2 separate regions of the Homo sapiens genome follow, and region 2 is linked to region 1. A link is an interaction called in ENCODE POLR2A ChIA-PET data of the cell type or tissue named here. Cell type or tissue: HepG2. All regions are shown on one strand.

Evidence for each region. Peaks named below come from ENCODE experiments on the same cell type or tissue, not always from the same donor. Only the 100,000 strongest peaks of a DNase experiment are listed, where the experiment ranks them.
Region 2: POLR2A ChIA-PET joins it to region 1 with 5 read pairs; 2 of 35 experiments call an interaction of 5 or more read pairs at or near these places.

What each region holds. Positions count from the first base shown.
Region 1 is chr19:19,440,603-19,445,602 of GRCh38, reverse strand. The region is part of intron 1 of GATAD2A (GATA zinc finger domain containing 2A); the gene reads right to left. Among named protein-coding and RNA genes, the nearest start is that of MIR640, 8.0 kb to the right of the region's middle. In HepG2, no CTCF peak of the experiment used is centred here; no DNase peak of the experiment used is centred here.
Region 2 is chr19:18,965,200-18,970,199 of GRCh38, reverse strand. No RefSeq gene overlaps it. Among named protein-coding and RNA genes, the nearest start is that of HOMER3, 26 kb to the right of the region's middle. In HepG2, no CTCF peak of the experiment used is centred here; DNase peaks (open chromatin) are centred at 479 and 2,212; H3K4me3 peaks cover 344 bases.

The DNA.
Region 1 (5,000 bases):
CTGGGAGGGTGGAGAGCAGAGTCAAGGAAAAGGCAGTGACTGCTAATGGGGACAAGGTTTCTTTTGGGGTGGGGGTGATGAAAATGTTCTAGAATTACAGGTGATGGTTGCACAATACTGTGAATGGGTTAAATGCCACTAAACAACACACTTTAAAAACGTTAAAACTGGTGAATATTCTACCATGTGAATTTTACATGCTTTTTTAAAGAGGTGAGAAAAGAAAACAAAAACAAAAATACTAATTCCAATAGCCATGAACCCCTCTAGAGCTACTAAAATACTAACAGGCAAAAGCAGGTTTGCTGTGACCCCAACAGCACAGAACTGGGTCCTTCAGTAAACATGCTCCTTTTATACAACAAGACCCCAAACAACCACACTGCCATCAGCCATCAGCCATCAGGGTAGGCAGCCTCTATGTCACCACCAACCACGAGTCCTACAGGACAACTGCAGGAGGCTGCAGCAAGCCCACTGTACACATGGGAACTCAGAACCATCTCCCAGCTAAAGATCCAATGCCTGGGAGTATGAGAATGTGGGACACATAAGGGAGAATTCACCAAGGAGGAGCCAAGGCAGAAAGAGGAAGTGGCCTCAGAGGGCTGGAATCACAAGAGTTACTACCAGCAGAGCCCCACCTCAGCCAGGCCTTATCACAGGCCCTACACTGCCTAAAATCCAAATAAAACAAAACTGCCATGGTGGCTTTTTTTTTTTTTTTTTTAAGGGACGAGGTCTCACTCTGTTGTCCAGGCTGGAGTGCAGAGCCACAATCATGACTCACTGCAGCCTCAACCTCCAGGGCTCAAGCAATCCTCCCACCTCAACTTCCTGAGTAGCTGGGACTAAAGGCACGCACCACCACACCTGGCTAATTTTTGTACTTTTTGTAGAGACGAGGTCTCGCCATGTTGCCTAGGGTGGTCTCAAATTCCTGGGCCCAAGAGATCCACATGCCTTGGCCTCCCAAAGTGCTGGGACCAACAGGCATCATACACGGTGGTTTTACACTAACACACTATTGGGGAAGTGCCACAGGCCTCAACGTCACAAGGTGTTTCACTCATTTATTTGTCCAAATACCTGCTTAAGTTTCTACTTAGGGATCAGGGACACCCTTGGGGTGCCAACAACGATAGGCCTCCTACTGGGAGCTGCCTCAGGAGCCCCAAGGAGAACACTGGAGTGGGGGGCACAGCAGGCACAGCACATACCGGAGAGAGGCAGGGTTGAAGTCCCTCACACACTGTTCGCTGGGTCCCTAGATCACAACTCTAAGCACTACTGTTCACGAAACAAGTCATGTGCAAGTCCAGCTAACCACCTACTTTATCCACTCGTGATGGGCTACGACTGCTGTGGATGGGCAATACCAATGGGGAGGGGAGAATGGTTTTCATCATAGAGTCAGGGTACTGGAGTGGTAGTCAGATGTGCCCCAGGTACTGAGCAGGGAGGCGACAGGAAGGAGGCCCAGAAGCTCATGCCCTTAGCTGTCCAGTCAAAGCCAGAAAGCCTGATTCACCCACAAGGGCCTCAGCTTCCTCACCTGTAAAATGGGAACAGCACCCACTTTATTGCTAACACTTCCTGAGGGCTCCACGAAGAGTAGCTGTGAGTGTTGTAATTACAGAAAATAAGAGTGTGTAAGAGAGGCTGTCTGGTGGGCTGACAGGCCACGGTCCCCTCTGGCAATTCCAGTCTCTGCTCATGGTTTTCTGCTTGAATTTAAACTACTCCCAAGTGGTCTCCTAAACTACCCCCAAGTGGCCTCTACCTCAGCTTTTATAAATGGCCATTTCCCCTCTTCTAGATGATCCAGTCACGAAGCTCCCTGAGAAAAGACCTGGGCCAAACCCAATTTTCACACTTTTCTTTAAGGAAAATTTCAAATCCACCCACAGAGTAGATAATGGTGTGATTAACTGCAGGTGCTTACCACCCAGGTCCACGGCCATCGGGGACCACCCTCGTGTCCTCCACATGCCGCTCCTTTCTCCTTCTCTCTCCCACTAGCTTCCACGAAGCAAATCCTATGAAACATGCATTTGTGCTAAAGGGGTCAGTATTTATCTCTACAGAACAAGCATGACCACAACACTATGATCCCACCTTTGATAATTTCACAATCTTCCGTCTTTGTTGGAGTCATATCTGGCTGGAATCCACAGGTCCCCTTACTGACACAATCGTATGCTCAAAGAGTTAGGATGCTTGCCCTGTTTCCCATTGTTGGTTTTGCAAATGGCGTCCCTGTGGCGTAAGTGCACATACCCCCAATTTCTCATGAACTAGACCTTGAGGCTTGGTGAGTGCGTGTCCCTGTGGAAGCACAGGACACTCTCCTTGGGGGCTAGCAGCTAGGGAGAATCACTGTCTGGACCTTACAGTCTGGAACCCCTCAATTCACTAGGTGACTGCAATAAACTTAAAATTCTGTCATTTCATATTAATTTGCTAAAACACATCAATAGCTGTGCTGCCCATTAGCCACATGTGGCTATTTAAATAGACAAAATTAAACTCCGTGTCCTCAGTCATGCTATGTTAAACGGCACGCAGGGCAGACGGTGTAGAGCATCCCTGTCACCCTAGGCAGTTCTGCGGGCCAGCACTGCCATGCGAGGGAACCTTGCCCTCGCCCACACTCTCGTTCCTGGAGTGTGCAGCCCACAGAGAAGATGCAGGAAAAATGCCTGTTGCTTTCCCTCTACCCATTTTTAAATGGGTAGCTAGCTCTCTAACTCCTACCAAAGGGGACCAGTGAGCTTCTTCCTTGTCCTTTAAGCACCAATAAGAAACTGTGGGTTTTTTTTTTTTTTTTTCAGCTTGGGGGGTCCTGCTACATTGCTCAGGCTAGACTCCAACTCCTGAGCTCAGGCAATCCTATGGCCTTGGCCTCCGGAACAGCTAGGATGGCAGGTGCGTATAACCACAGCCAGCTTAAACCCTTGGGTTTTTCTTTTTGTGAGACACAGTCTTACTCTGTTGCCCAGACTGGAGTGCAGTGGCGCGATCTTGGCTCACTGCAACTTTCCGCCTCCCAGGCTGAAGCAATTCTCCTGCCTCAGCCTCTCGAGTAGCTGGGATTACAGGCGTGCGTCACTATCACCCAGCTAATTTTTATATTTTCAGTAGAGACGGGGTTTCACCATATTGGCCAGGCTGGTCTTGAACTCCTGACCTCAAATGATCCACCTGCCTCAGCCTCCCGAAGTGCTGGGATTACAGGTGTGAGCCACGGCATCCAGCCAGCCTTGGATTTTTAACACATCTAACTCAGGGGCTCCTTGTTCTTGTTCACTCTCGCTTGCCCCATCTGTGCCAGCAGGGCCCCTGTGGGTCCTTCTGATACAACCCCAGTGTGTCTTACACAATTACCATGTTCCCAATGCAGAATGAGAATTAAGCGTTTTACTTAAAGTACTTCAGGTCTTGGCCAGGTGCAGTGGCTCACGCCTGTAATCCCAGCACTTTGGGAGGCTGAGGCTGGAGGATCACCTGAGGTTGGAGTTTGAGACCAGCCTGACCAACATGGAGAAACTCCATCTCTACTAAAAATACAAAATTAGCCAGGCATGGTGATGCTTGCCTGTAATCCCAGCCACTCAGGAGGCTGAGGCAGAAGAATCACTTGAACCCAGGAGGCAAAGGTTGTGGTGAGCCGAGATCGTGCCATTGCACTCCAGCCTGCGCAACAAGAGTGAAACTCTGTCTCAAAAAACAAAAACCAGGCCAGGCACGGTGGCTCACGCCTGTAATCCCAGCACTTTGGGAGGCCAAGGCGGGTGGATCACGAGGTCAGGAGATAGAGACCATCCTGGCTAACACGGTGAAACCCCGTCTCTACTAAAAATACAAAAAATTAGCCGGGCGTTGTGGCAGGCGCCTGTAGTCCCAGCTACTGTTGGGGAGGCTGAGGCAGGAGAATGGCATGAACCTGGGAGGCGGAGCTTGCAAGGAGCCGAAATCACGCCACTGCACTTCAGCCTAGGTGACAAAGCGAGACTCCGTCTTAAAACAAAAACAAAAACAAAAACAAACCCAAATTTAAAAATTTGCTGGACATGGTGGTGCATCTGTTGTCCCAGCTACTTGGGAGGCTGAGGTGGAAGGACTGCTGGAGGCTGCAGTGAGCTATGATCACACCACTGCACTCCAGCCTAGGTGGCAGAGCAAGACCCTGCCCAAAAATAAAAATAAAAATAAAAAAGCTAGTGCTTTGGGTTTTTATTGCATTTTCCTTTTGTGTGGAAAATTTTGGTTCTTAATGACATTACTTACTTATTTTCTCCTACAATATATAACAGGAATAATGCTAATATTGTTACCCTGAAACCAAAACCAGGATTCCAAAAAACAGCTGAAGATTTTAAGAAAGTTGTTTTTAGCCGGGCATGGTGGCGGGCGCCTGTAATCCCAACTACTCGGGAGGCTGAAGCAGGAGAATCACTTGAAACGTGAAGGCGGAGGTTGCAGTGAGCCGAGATCGCACCACTGCACTCCAGCCTGGGTGACAGAGTGAGGGGAGGGAAGGAACGGAAGGAAGGGAAGGAAAGAAGGAAGGGAAGGAAGGGAAGGAAGGGAAGGAAGGGAAGGAAGGGAAGGAAAGGAAGGAAAGGAAGGAAAGGGAAGGAAGAAAAGGAAGGAAAGGGAAGGAAGAAAAGGAAGGAAAGGGAAGGAAGGAAAGGAAGGGAAGGAAAGAAGGAAATAAATTTGTTTACCTTTATTGGGTATCTCGCTAAAACATTTACAGTCAAACTACGTTTTAAAGTTATCAGAAATAAGTTCTGAGAGGTTAAGTCACCAATGTGTGTTACAACTGACATGTACCTAGATTCATTCATTTTTGTCTTTGGTTTTTAAGGGATTGCTTCCCCTTCCACTGCCACCACTTGGCTTTTGTTTTATAATTATGTGAAGCACGTACATGATGCTACAAAGAAAGGACACGTGAAAAAGTCTCCCAGTGCCCTCTCCATCCCTTCTCCTGG
Region 2 (5,000 bases), 480 kb after region 1:
CAGGCTGGTCTCGAACTCCTGGGCTCAAGGGATCGATTGCTCCTGCCTTGGCCTCCCGAAGTGCTGGGATTACAGGCATGAGCCACCATGCCCAGCCTCTTTTATTTTGAATACCAAAATAATACAATAGTTCCCCCTTGCCTGTGGGGAATATGTTCCAAGATTGCCAGTAAATTCCTGAAACTTCAGAAAATACCAAACGTGTATGCACTGTTTTTTTCCTATGCATACATACATACCTATGATAAAGTTTAATTTATCAGTGAGACACAGTAAAAGATTAACAACAATAACATAATAAAATAGAAAATTAATAAAATTTGGATTTCTGGAACATAAGCACTGTAATACTGACACGGTTGATCTGATCACCCAGAAGATTACTAAGTGACTAGCCGGCTGGTAGTGTCTATGGCGTGGGCACCCTTAACAAAGGGATGATTCATATCCAGGGTGGGAGGGGGCGGGGTGGGGACTGATTTCATCACACTACTCATAACGGCAGGCAACTGAAAACTTACGAATTATTTCTGGAATTTTCCACTTAATATGTTTGGATTGAGGTTGATGGAAGGTAGCCAACACCACAGAAAATGAAACCTCAGGCCGGGTGCGGTGGCTCACGCCTGTAATCCCAGCACTTTGGGAGGCCCAGGCAGGTGGATCACCTGAGGTCATGAGTTCAAGACCAGCCTGACCAGTATGGCGAGACTGCATCTGTACTAAAAATACAAAAATTAGCTGGGTGTGGTGGTGCGTGCCTGTAATCCCAGCTACTCCAGAGGCTGAGGCAGGAGAATCACTTGAACCTGGGAGGTGGAGGTTGCAGTGAGCCGAGATCGTAGCACTGCACTCCAGCCTGGGAGACAGAGCAAGCCTCCATCTCAAAAAAAAAAAGAAAGAAAGAAAGAAAGTGAAACCTCCGATAAAAGGGAATCACTGTATACTATGTGAACAATTCAAATTTGCAGAGTCCCATCGAATACAGAATCCCACTCCCACCCCTTCAGTCCTTCCTGAGAGTCTGATGTGTTGTCTCTCCTATGGCCCAAATGTATGTGTCCTCCTGGAATTCATATGTGGAAGCCTAAGACCCATGTGACAATATGAAGAGGTGGGGGCCAGGCGCTGTGGTTCACACCTGTAACCCCAGCACTTTGGGAGGCCAAGGTGGGTGGATCACTTGAGGTCAGGAGTTAGAGACTAGCCTGGCCAACATGGTAAAACCCCGTCTCTACCAAAAATACAAAAAAATAGTCAAGCATGGTGGTACACACCAGCTACTTGGGAGGCTGAGGCAGGAGAATTGCTTGAACCTGGGAGGCAGAGGTTGCAGTGAGCTGAGATTGCACCACTGCACTCCAGCCTGGGGGAACGAACAAAACTCTGTCTCAAAAAAAAAAAAAAAAAAAATATATATATATATATATATATGACAGATGAGGTCTGCATATGTTGCCCAGGCTGGTCTAGAACTCCTGGCCTCAAGTGATCCTCCTGCCTCATCCTCCCATAGCACTGGAATTCTAGGCATGAACCCCCACACCTCCAATGATAGTTACTTTTTGCGAAGTGTTCAGGCAGGGCTGCTGGGACCCAGTACCACAGCAGCTCTATGAGTTGGAAACCATGGCCCAGAAGAGACTCAGAGTGAGAAAGGGCTTTCCCCAAAGGTGAATTTTTGTGTGTAGGGTGTGAGGTAGGGATCAAGGTTTATTTTGTGCCACACAGATACCCAGTTACTCCAGAAGAGTTTATTAAAAAGCCTGGGACTGGGCACAGTGGCTCACACTTTGGGAGGCCACGGCAGGCGGATCACAAGGTCAGGAGTTCGAGACCAGCCTGATCAACACGGTGAAACCCCATCTCTACTAAAAATACAAAAATTAGCCAGGTGTAGTGGTAGGTGCCTTTAATCCCAGCTACCCAGGAGGCTGAGGCTGGAGAATCACTTGAACTCAGGAGGTGGAGGGTGCGAAGACCCGAGATCCTGCCACTGCACTCCTGCCTGGTGACAGAGCAAGACTCTGTCTTAAAAAATAATAATAATAAATAAAATAAAATAAAAATAAAAATAAAAAGCCCATCCTTGCCCAAGCTCACAGAGGTAACCAGAGATGAAGCAGGGATTCCAACCTGCATTCCTCTGAGTCAACCTGGAACATTCTCCAAGTCTCCAGAGAGCCTGTCGTCATGGCCAGCTGAGCATGCTTTGCCCTGTCAGCAAAATGCAGTATTTGAAAAGTCACGAGCGTTTCAAAAGGAAGCAGAGTGAGGCGGCCTGGGTCAGCTCCAAGGTGCTTCCTTCCTGCAGGGATGGTGCAATATCCCCAACTGTCTACTGCCCGTTGTGACTTCACCTTCTTATACATTTATTTTTTATTTTTATTTTTTTATTTTCCTGCCTTATTCCAAGAGAGAAGGCTGCGTGTGCATTTCCGTCGGGGAGGTATTTGCCGAGGGGAAGTTCACAGTCATACCCATATCCAGAACCTTTGTGCATTGGGAGATGTTCCAGAGGAACTGCTCTGCCCTCCGGCCTGGTGGGGCAAACACCTGCTTACCCCAAAGCATCAGGATTGCAGGGGGCACAGCCAGGCTCCCAGGCCACTCTCAGAGCTGCCCAGTGCTCCCTAAGCCTCCCCAAATCAGAGAGAGAGTCCTCAAGCACTCAGAAAAATCTAGGAACCTCCCTAGGCTCCTCCTTCTGCCAACTTCTCATAGCCCTCCCAACCCAGGCAGCAGAACGTCTCTCCCTGGAGCCTGTTCCTGCTGACTGTTTTGTTTGTTTGTTTTTTGAGACAGAGTCTCTCTCTGTCACCCAGGCTGACTGGAGTGCAGTGGAACAATCTTGGCTCACTGCAACCTTTGCCTCCCAGGTTCAAGTGATTCTCCTTTCAAGTGATTCTCCTGTCTCACCCTCCCTAGTAGCTGGGATTACAGGCGTGTGCCACCACTCCCGGCTAATTTTTGTATTTTTAGTAGAAACGGAGTTTCACCATGTTGGCCAGGCTGGTCTCAAACTCCTGACCTCAGGTGATCCACCCACCTCAGCCTCTCAAAGTGCTGGGATTACAGACATGAGCCACCGTGCCCAGCTTTTTTTTTTTTTTTTTTTTTTTGAGTTGGAGTCTCGCCCTGTCACCCAGGCTGGAGTGCAGTGGTGCGATCTCAGTTTACTGCAACCTCCACCTCCTGGGTTCAAGTGATTCTCCTGCCTCAGCCTCCCAAGTAGCTGGGACTACAGGCACCTGACACCATGCCTGGCTAATTTTTGTGTTTTTAGTAGAGACAGGGTTTCACCATATTGGCCAGGCTGATCTCGAACTCCTGACCTCAGGTGATCTGCCCGCCACAGCCTCCCAAAGTGCTGGGATTACAGGCGTGAGCCACCATGCCTAGCCCCTGCTTATTGTTTGTTTGTTTTATAGAAATGGTGTCTCAATAAGTTGCCCAGGCCGGCCTCAAACTCCTGGCTTCAAGTGTTCCCTCCCACTGGAGTAGTGTTGTTGTCTGGGGTAAATACCCAAGATTTGTTGTCTCACAGGCCCGGAAAACTAGGACTCAGACATACAAAGAGTGAGGTTCAGAGTGGAAGTTTAATCGGTGAAAGAAAGAGAAGCGCTCTCTCTGCTGCAGAGAGAGGGATCTTGAACGGGTTTCCACTTCCTCAGTAAAAAGCAGTGAGTTTTATGGATGAGCTTAAGGAGGTGGTGTCTGATTTCCATAGGGCACAAAAGATTGGTTGGACCAGGTGTTTCATTTGCATAGGGTGTAAAAACCTGGTTAAGGCTATGTGTGTAATTTGCATAGGGTGTGAAAAGCTGGCCTTCCCATCCTAATCTTTTTTTTCTTTCTTTTCTTTCTTTTTTTTTTTTTTTTTTTGAGTCTCCCAGGTGGAGTGCAATGGTGCGATCTCAGCTCACTGCAACCTCTGCCTCCCTGGTTCAAGCAATTCTCCTGCCTCAACCTCCTGAGTAGCTGGGATTACAGGTGCCTGCAACCATGCCCGGCTAATTTTTTTAGTAGAGATGGGGTTTCACTATGTTGGCCAGGCTGGTCTCTTGGCCAGGCTGGTCTCAAACTCTGACCTCATGATCTGCTGCCTCATCCTCCCAAAGTGCTGTGATTACAGGCATGAACCACTGCGCCTGGCTTCTTAATCTTTTATTATGCAGATGAGTTCTCTAGCTGGCTGGCGCCATGTTGCCTGTTCATTTTTTTTTGTCGCCCAGGTTGGAGTGCAGTGGCTCGATCTTGGCTTACTGCAACCTCTACCTCCTGGGTTCCCGCGATTCTCCTGCCTCAGCTTCCTGAGTAGCTGAGATTATAGGCGCCCACCACCATGCCTGGCTAATTTTTGTATTTTTAGTAGAGACGGGGTTTCGCCATGTTGGCCAGGCTGGTCTCGAACTCCTGACCTCAGGTGATCCACCTGCCTCAGCCTCCCAAAGTGCTGGGATTTCAGGCATGAGCCACCGTGCCCAGCCAAACTAAAACCTGTTTCTTTACTGTACACGTAGTGACCAAAAAAAAGGGAAGCTGGAGCCCCCATGTTGAACATGCCAGGCCCTCAGGTGGCCCTTTTCCATTGACACAGCTGCTGGTATTCACCCCTGGAAGCTTCCCACTTGCTTATCCATGTCTGCAGCTCGATTTTTCAGGCTGTTTTTTGTTAGAAAAGAAATGAGTTGGCCGGGCGCTGTGGCTCACTCCTGTAATCCCAGCACTTTGGGAGGCCAAGGTGGGCAGATCACGAGGTCAAGAGATCGAGACCATCCTGGCCAACATGGTGAAACTCTGTCTCTGCTAAAAATACAAAAAATTAGCCGGGTGTGGTGGCAGGCACCTGTAATCCCAGCTGCTCGGGAGGCTGAGGCAGGAGAATCGCTTGAAGCCGGGAGGCGGAGGTTGCGGTGAGCCAAGCTCGCGCCGTTGCAATCCAGCCTGGGCAAAAAGAGCTAAACTCTGTCTCAAAAAAAAAAGAAAAAAAGAAAAGA